Linked DNA regions of Homo sapiens: region 2 is linked to region 1. A link is an interaction called in ENCODE POLR2A ChIA-PET data of the cell type or tissue named here. Cell type or tissue: OCI-LY7. All regions are shown on one strand. Region 1 has its middle 53 kb from the start of RTN4. Region 2 overlaps MTIF2 (mitochondrial translational initiation factor 2).

Region 1 (4,000 bases):
AGAAAAGATTGCTTTTGACTACAATAAGATTACCTATCATAAACACACTCCACAAAATAAAACAGCAAGGGAGAATGGGGAAATATTTATTACTTAATAATAGATAAAGGGTCAGTAACAATATACAGAGCTTGCGTAAAATAAATTAGAAAAACAATCTCAGCCAGCATGGTGGCTCATGCCTGTAATCCCACAACTTTGGGAAGCTGAAGTGGGCAGATCACTTGAGATCAGGAGTTTGAGACCAGCATGGCCAACATGGCGAAAACCCATCTCTACTAAAAATACAAAAATTAGCCGGGTGTGGTGGCAAATGCCTGTAATCCCAGCTACTCAGGAGGCTGAGGCAGGAGAACTGCTTGAACCTGGGAGGTGGAGGTTGCAGTGAGCCAAGATCGTGCCACTGTACTCCAGCTTGGGTGACAGAGTGAGACTCTGTCTCAAAAAAAAAAAAAAAAAAAACTTCAATAGCAAAAAAAGGGGGGAAGGCAATGAGTAATTCACAAAAAAGAAATATGGAAGGCCTAAAAATGTGAAAAAGTTCACATAAGTAGTAATCAAAGAAATGCTAATGAAAACAATGAGCAGGGCCAGGTGGCTCACGCCTATAATCCCAGCGTTTTGGGAGGACATGGTGAGTGGATTGCTTGAGCTCAGGAGTTTGAGACCAGCCCGGGCAACATGGCAAAACCTCATCTCTACAAAAAATATAAAAATTAGCCTGGCGTAGTGGTATGCTCCTGTGGTCTCAGCTATTTGAGAGGCTGAGGTGGGGAGATCGCTTGAGCCCGAGAGGTTGAGGTTGCAGTGAACCAAGATCGCACCACTGCACTCCAGCCTGGGCGACAGAATGAGACTCTGTTTCAAAAGACATATATAACAAAAAACTAAAACAAAACAATAAACAGATACTACTTCTCATTATTAATCTAGGAAGTTTCTTTTTTTAAAAAAATTATTATTTCCCAATGCTCAGCAAGAAAAATAGGAAGGAATGGATGTCTCTTCATTCAGAGCTGCCCTTAAAAAATAAAAACAAGGCCAGGCACGGTGGCTCACACCTGTAATCCCAGCACTTTGGGAGGCTGAGGCAGGTGGATCACGTGAGGCCATCAGTTTGAGACCAGCTTCGTCAACATGGTGAAATCCTGTCTCTATTAAGAATACAAAAATTAGCCAGATGTGGTGGCATGCGCCTGTAGTCCCAGATACTCGGGAGGCTGAAGCACGAGAATCATGAACCCAGGAGGCGGAGGTTGCAGTGAGCTGAGATCGCAACGCTGCACTCCAGCCTGGGCAACAGAGCAAGACTTGTCTCAAAAATTTAAAAAACAGCCAGGCATGGTGGCTCACGCCTGTAATCCCAGTGCTTTGGGAGGCCGAGGTGGGTGGATCACTTGAGGTCAGGAGTTTGAGACCAGCCTGGCCCACATGGTGAAACCCTGTCTCTACTTAAAAAAAAGCAAAAAAGATTAGCCGTGTGTGGTGGTGCGTGTCTGTAATCTTAGCTGCTGGGGAGGCTGACCCAGGAGAATCGCTTGAACCCAGAAGGTGGAGGTTGCAGTGAGCCCAGCTAGTGCCACTGCACTCCAGACTGGGCAACAGAGCAAGATTCCATCTCAAAATAAATAAGTGAATAAAAAGAACAAAAAACACTTTATTGAGGTACAATTTACATATAAAAAGCTACACATAGGCCAGGTGCGGTGGCTCATTCCTGTAATTGCAGCACTTCGGGAGGCCGAGGTTGGTGGATCACCTGAGGTCAGGAGTTTGAGACCAGCCTGGCCAACATGGTGAAACCCCATCTCTGCTAAATATACAAAAATTAGGCGGGTGTGGTGGTGGGAGCCTGTAATTCTAGCTACTTGGGAGACTGGGGCAGGAGAATCGTTTGAACCCGGGAGGTGGAGGTTGCAGTGAGCCGAGATTGCACCACTGCACTCCACTCTGGGCAACAGAGCGAGACTCCGTTTCAACAACAACAAAAAAGCTACACATTTTTAAAGTATACAACTGTATAGAAGTCTTCTGTGAGACGTAGAAAAAGAGGGAAAAAAATAAAGTACACAGCTCTGTGGGTTTAAGGATAAGTATATACCCATAAAACCATCACTACCATCAAGACCATAAATATATTCATCACCTCCTAAAGTTTTCTCCCAGCCCCTTTATTATTAATATTATTAATTTTTGTGTGTGTATGGGTAAGAACACTCAGTATAAGAGCTACCCTCTTGGACACATTTTAAGTGTACAATACAGTATTGTTAGCTATAGGCACTATGCTATATAATAGGTCTCCAGAACTTATTTATCTTGCATAACTGAAACTTTGTACCCTTTAATCATCATCTCCCCATTTTTCCCTTTCCCAAGTCTCTGGTAACCACAATTCTACTCTCTGCCCTGAGTTCGACTTTTTTAGGTTCCACATGTAAGTGAGATCATACAGTATCTTTCTGTTTCTGGTTTATGTCACTCAGCATAATGTTCTCCAGGTGCATCCTTTTAAAACTCATTGTTTCTTTAAATGTTTTATAAACTTTTAAAAATATACTTCCTTTTTTTTTTTTTTTTCCGGAGTTTTGCCCTTGTTGCTGGAGTGCAATGGTGTGATCTCAGCTCACTGCAACCTCCGCCTCCCGGGTTCAAGTGATTCTCCTGCCTCAGCCTCCCTAGTAGCTGGGATTACAGGCATGTGTCACCATGCCCGGCTTATTTTGTAATTTTAGTAGAGACGGGGTTTCTCCACATTGGTCAGGCTGGTCTCAAACTCCCGACCTCAGGTGATCCGCCCGCCTCAGCCTCCCAAAGTGCTGGGATTACAGGCGTGAGCCACCGCACCCGGCCACGATAGTAACTTCTTAGATTAATAAAGAGATTTGAATTGTCTTTAGAAAAACAATAGAGTTTTGTCTTACAAATTGTTTTTAGAAAATCTATAGAGTTTTGTTTTATAAATCTCTTGGATTCTCCTCTCCTACCTCCTACCCTTCAATACCAGGACCAAAGAGAAGCAGCAGATCCCAAGCACCATGCACTGGCCTATTAGCAGGGACTGGCAGTTGGCCATGTGTCAAGTCCAATCAGCCACCAGATTCTTGTGAGGTCTGCCAACTAAGGACGAATTTCACATCTTAAATGATTAAAAAAAAATCAAAAGAAAAATGACATGTGAAAATTATATAACATTAAAATTTTTAGCGTCCACAAATAAAGTTTTATTGAAACACAGCTATGTCCCTTTGTTTATGTGTAGTTTATGGCTGTTTTGCCGTAAAACAACAGAGTTGAGCCATTTTGGCAGAGACAGCATGGTCCATGGTCCACAAATCCTAAAAGATTTACTATCTGGCCCTTCACAGAAAAGGTTTGCTACCCCCTGGCCTAAAGTAGTAGTTTATATACCATCTTCAAGGGATTTCAGCCTTACAAAAACAAACTAAATTCCATTTAAGTGAACATTTTGATCCCTCCTTCCCTTTCCCCCTTAATCGTCATCTGCTCCAAAGAACTGAAAAATGATTTAGGCATGATTTGGATGGAAAGTTATGAAATAACAATATCTCATCTTTAAGGAATTTGGTGCTCATGATTTTTAAAAATGGACTTGTTAACTTTATGATTCAAAATAAAAGCAGAAGCCTTTTTTTGTCTTAGATTTCAGATGTCACATCTAAAAGTGAAATATCAGTAGAAAACAATAATAAGATTTCACTCTATTTTTCCTTTTCTTTTATATTTGATTTGGAGGTGTGAATATATTTGAACATATATCCTACAGTGTGTGATGATTTTGTGAAATTTGAATGTGCTGATGAAATATACAATCTTTCCAGTCACTTAGCTCTTATGTAGTGAAAAATTCACTTTAACATACAAAATTAATTAATTTGCTTATTGTTTATTCACATGCAGCAGTTCTTCTAATTAATAATTCCTATGCTCCAGGATATCCACAGGGCTGGTTCATACCATCATATGAGGACAGAAATTG
Region 2 (4,000 bases), 150 kb before region 1:
TCTTTGGTATTAAGGAAGTACATGTTTGAATCCTTGATGTTCTTGAATTTCTGTTTCCACAGTCTCTCTGCCTTCTGGGGAAAAGATAACTTTTCTTGATACTCCAGGACATGCTGCTTTCTCAGCAATGAGAGCCAGAGGTGCTCAGGTCACTGACATTGTCGTATTGGTTGTAGCTGCAGATGATGGAGTGATGAAACAAACTGTAGAATCTATTCAGCATGCCAAAGATGCACAGGGTACTGTGTGGCTGACTTAATGGATCTACTACATAAAGTCAAAGTTCTGGGGCCATTTACATATAGCTCATTTAGTCTTCACAACAATCCCAGAGTTATTATACGTGTATTACAGATAAGCCTCAAAGATAAATTGTTTTCCCACAGACTTATAACTAATAGGAAGAGTATAGCAGGATTCAACTTGGGAGTTGTGACCATAAGTACAGACCACAGGTACAATCTTTCCTCTACTATGCCCTTTTTTTTTCAACTTTTTATCATAGAAATTTTAAACAGATACAAAAGTAAGAAAAGAATAATGAAATTCGATCTATCCATCACATAAATTCATTAGGAGTTGCATAGTGGTTATATTCTGTTATTTCCTGTTAATTTATTATGTGGAATTCTTCTCTAAAGAGAAACTTTCCCTTCTGCTTTAAATAAGTTCTTATCTGATCAAATGTATAAAATTCAGACTTTTGGAAAATCACTTAACCATCTTCTCCCTTATTTCTTCATTTAAAAGTTATAATAATAAATACCCACACATGTAATTATACATTCTAGGCTGGGAGTGGGGGCTCACACCTGGAATCCCAGCACTTTGGGAGGCCGAGGCCGGTGGATCACCTGAGGTCATTGGGAGTTCGAGACCAGCCTGACCAACATGGAAAATCCCTGTCTCTACTAAAAATACAAAGTTAGCCAGGCATGGTGGCACATACCTGTAATCCCAGCTACTTGGGAGGCTGAGGCAGGAGAATCACTTGAACCCGGGAGGTGGAGGTAGTGGTGAGCCGAGATTGTGCCATTGCACTCCAGCCTGGGCAACAAAAGCGAAACTCCGTCTCAAAAAAAAGTTACACATTCGGTATATTGATTTTTATTCTGAAATGACTGTACCCCTACCCTTACTGAGAAAATGTACTCGATAAAGTGTGTCATATTACCCCCAGATTTACTGGCAAGATTTTTAAAAGGTTGGGAGTTACTGAACTAGTCCAGTTCTTTCATTTTACAGCATGAAAACTAAGACTCAGACAGCAGCCAGAACTCTCCCTAATTATATACAATTATACACTAATTTTCAGTATGTCTGCATATGGAATTTGGATCTGCTAGCTTCCAATGTTATTCTCTTTTCTTTTTAATTCCTCAAAACTGCCTTTGTATGATGTACTATGTTCTTAATGATTCTAGGGAATACATGCAAAAAGAGAGGGATAAATTTGCCAGGGATCCCATTACAAAGCAATTGGTTGAGATAGGATAACTTCATTAGATCATGCTTTGTACACCTCTTCTCTTGGTACCGGTTAAGTTCCAGCTCATCAACATAGAATGTACTTTTTCCTTTTCTTTTTTTTTTTTTTTTTTTTTTGAGACGGAGTTTTGCTCTTATTGCCCAGGCTGGAGTGCAGTGGTGCAATCTTGGCTCACTTCAACCTCCTTCTCCCAGGTTCAAGCGATTCTCCTGCCTCAGCCTCCCGAATAGCTGGGATTACAGGTGACTGCCACCACACCTGGCTAATTTTTGTATTTTTAGTAGAGATGGGGTTTTACCATGTTGGCCAGGTTGGTCTCAAACTCCTGACCTCAGGTGATCCACCCACCTCCCAAAGTCCTGGGATTACAGGTATGAGCCACCGTGCCCGGCCAGAATGTACTTTTTCGTAATAGTACGTTGTGGATTGCAAAACTTTTTTGTATCTTTTAAAATTTCTGTTTGATACCTGAGAAAATTACAGAGATGATGAAATGCAACCACAGAATTACCTCGTAGAATTTTGTGTGATTTCTCTAAAGAGAGGATATGTCTAGTGATAGTAAGTAGATTAAAAGATTGTTTGGTCCTTTCATTAAGTAAACATTTATTGAGAGCCTACTAGGTCACTGACCTAGGTGTATGAATAAATAGTATAAGTCCTAAAAGAAAATTTGTGATATTGGTACTTAGTTTTAACCTAGGATGAGATGTTGGGTTTTAACAATGAGTAAATAAACCCTGGAAAGAAGAGGCAAATGATCTAGCAGTATTGAATTGGAATCTTCCCATGATTTTTTTTTTTTTTTTGGAGATTATCTCCAGTGTACTTACTGATCTTGCTTTTAGGTTTAAGGATAGGCCTTTTTCTACCCAAAATACAGTTGACCTTTGAACATCACGGGTTTGAACTGTGTGGGTCCACTTAACACACACATTTTTTTCAACCAAACATAAATAAAACAGCATTCACAGAATTTGAAACTTCCTTACATGGCTTTTTGTACACACGATTCTGCAGGGCTGGCTGCAAGACTTGAGTATGCCGGGATTTTGGTATAGGCAGTGGTGGGGGTCCTGGAACCAATCCACCAGTATACCCAGGGATGATTGTATTGTTTGTTGTGTTTTTTCTGGGATGGAGTCTCGCTCTGTTGCCCATGCTGGAGTGCAGTGACACGATTTCAGCTCACTGCAAGCTCTGCCTTCCTGGTTCAAGCGATTCTCCTGCCTCAGGCTCCCAAGTAGCTGGGATTACAGGTGCATGCCACCACGCCCGGCTAATTTTTGTATTTTTTAGTAGAGACGGGATTTCTCCATGTTGGCCAGGCTGATCTCAAACTCCTGACCTCAGGTGATCCACCCGCCTCAGCTTCCCAAAGTGCTAGGATTACAGGCATGAGCCACCGCACCCAGCCCGACTGTATTGTTTTTTTTGATAATCTCAGGTGTCTGTTATTCACTCAGAATCTGCTTATAATTATACTTTTAACATCTTGCATCTGGATTTCTCTATATGTAGAGCGCAGAGTAGGGTGATGTGACTCTAAAGTGGGTCATTTTGGCCTTTTGTTAGATAAAAACATCCACTGAATAAAGAGAAAACCAGAACAGAAAGTTGATGTCTTTCACTGTGAATACCTGGAATTGAAGGTGTCATCATTTTCACTCTTTTTAACTCCATTTCTTTCAGTTCCTATTATCCTTGCCGTAAATAAATGTGACAAAGCTGAGGCTGATCCTGAGAAAGTGAAAAAAGAGCTGCTGGCTTACGATGTGGTATGTGAAGATTATGGAGGTGATGTTCAAGCAGTGCCTGTCTCCGCACTTACGGTAAATGCGGGGACCTCATATAAATATGCCTGGATGGGAATGCTGTACATAATGCACACAGTATATTACATCTAAAGAACATTTTGATGTACATAATTTGTGTTGTTTTTAAAAAGTTTTCTTGGTGCCAGGCAAAGATGGTATTATCTTGGTTTGGCATGTTAGGAGTTAGGCTCAGAGAGGTCAGTCACCAGCTAATCAGTGTGGAGTCAAGTCTAAATGGAATATATTTTTTATTATGAGATACTTAGGATGAGAATAAATGGTGAATAAGGGAAATAGTAGGACAAAGACGTGGTGCCATCACAGCTCAGTGCAGCCTTGACCTCCAAAGCTCAAGTTGTCCTCCCACCTCAGCCTCTTGAGTAGTTGGGGCTACAGGCAGGTGCCACCCCATGCCTAGCTAATTTTTAAATTTTTTTGTAGACATAGGGTCTCACTGTGTTGCTTAGGCTGGTCTTGAACACCTGGCCTCAAGCCATTGTCCCACCTTGGCCTCCCAAAGCACCGAGATTACAAGTGTGAGCCACCATGCCTGACCAAAGACTGTCTTAAGCAGAAATGAAATCCAGTTGTTAACAAAAAAGTGCTTATATTTCATGCCTCTTACAAGTGGAAAACAGGTCTTACAGCATTTAAGAGATTTAAACAAAAAGTTCATGAATACCAAGATTAAATA

Evidence for each region. ChIA-PET counts read pairs that join two places held together with the same protein. Peaks named below come from ENCODE experiments on the same cell type or tissue, not always from the same donor. Only the 100,000 strongest peaks of a DNase experiment are listed, where the experiment ranks them.
Region 2: POLR2A ChIA-PET joins it to region 1 with 5 read pairs; 2 of 35 experiments call an interaction of 5 or more read pairs at or near these places.

What each region holds. Positions count from the first base shown.
Region 1 is chr2:55,101,690-55,105,689 of GRCh38, reverse strand. It overlaps a transcript of RTN4 not described here. Among named protein-coding and RNA genes, the nearest start is that of RTN4, 53 kb to the right of the region's middle. In OCI-LY7, no CTCF peak of the experiment used is centred here; a DNase peak (open chromatin) is centred at 2,479.
Region 2 is chr2:55,248,716-55,252,715 of GRCh38, reverse strand. It overlaps MTIF2 (mitochondrial translational initiation factor 2), which reads left to right. Exons shown (of 16, transcript NM_002453.3): 8 at 63-239; 9 at 3,182-3,321. Among named protein-coding and RNA genes, the nearest start is that of RPS27A, 18 kb to the right of the region's middle. In OCI-LY7, no CTCF peak of the experiment used is centred here; no DNase peak of the experiment used is centred here.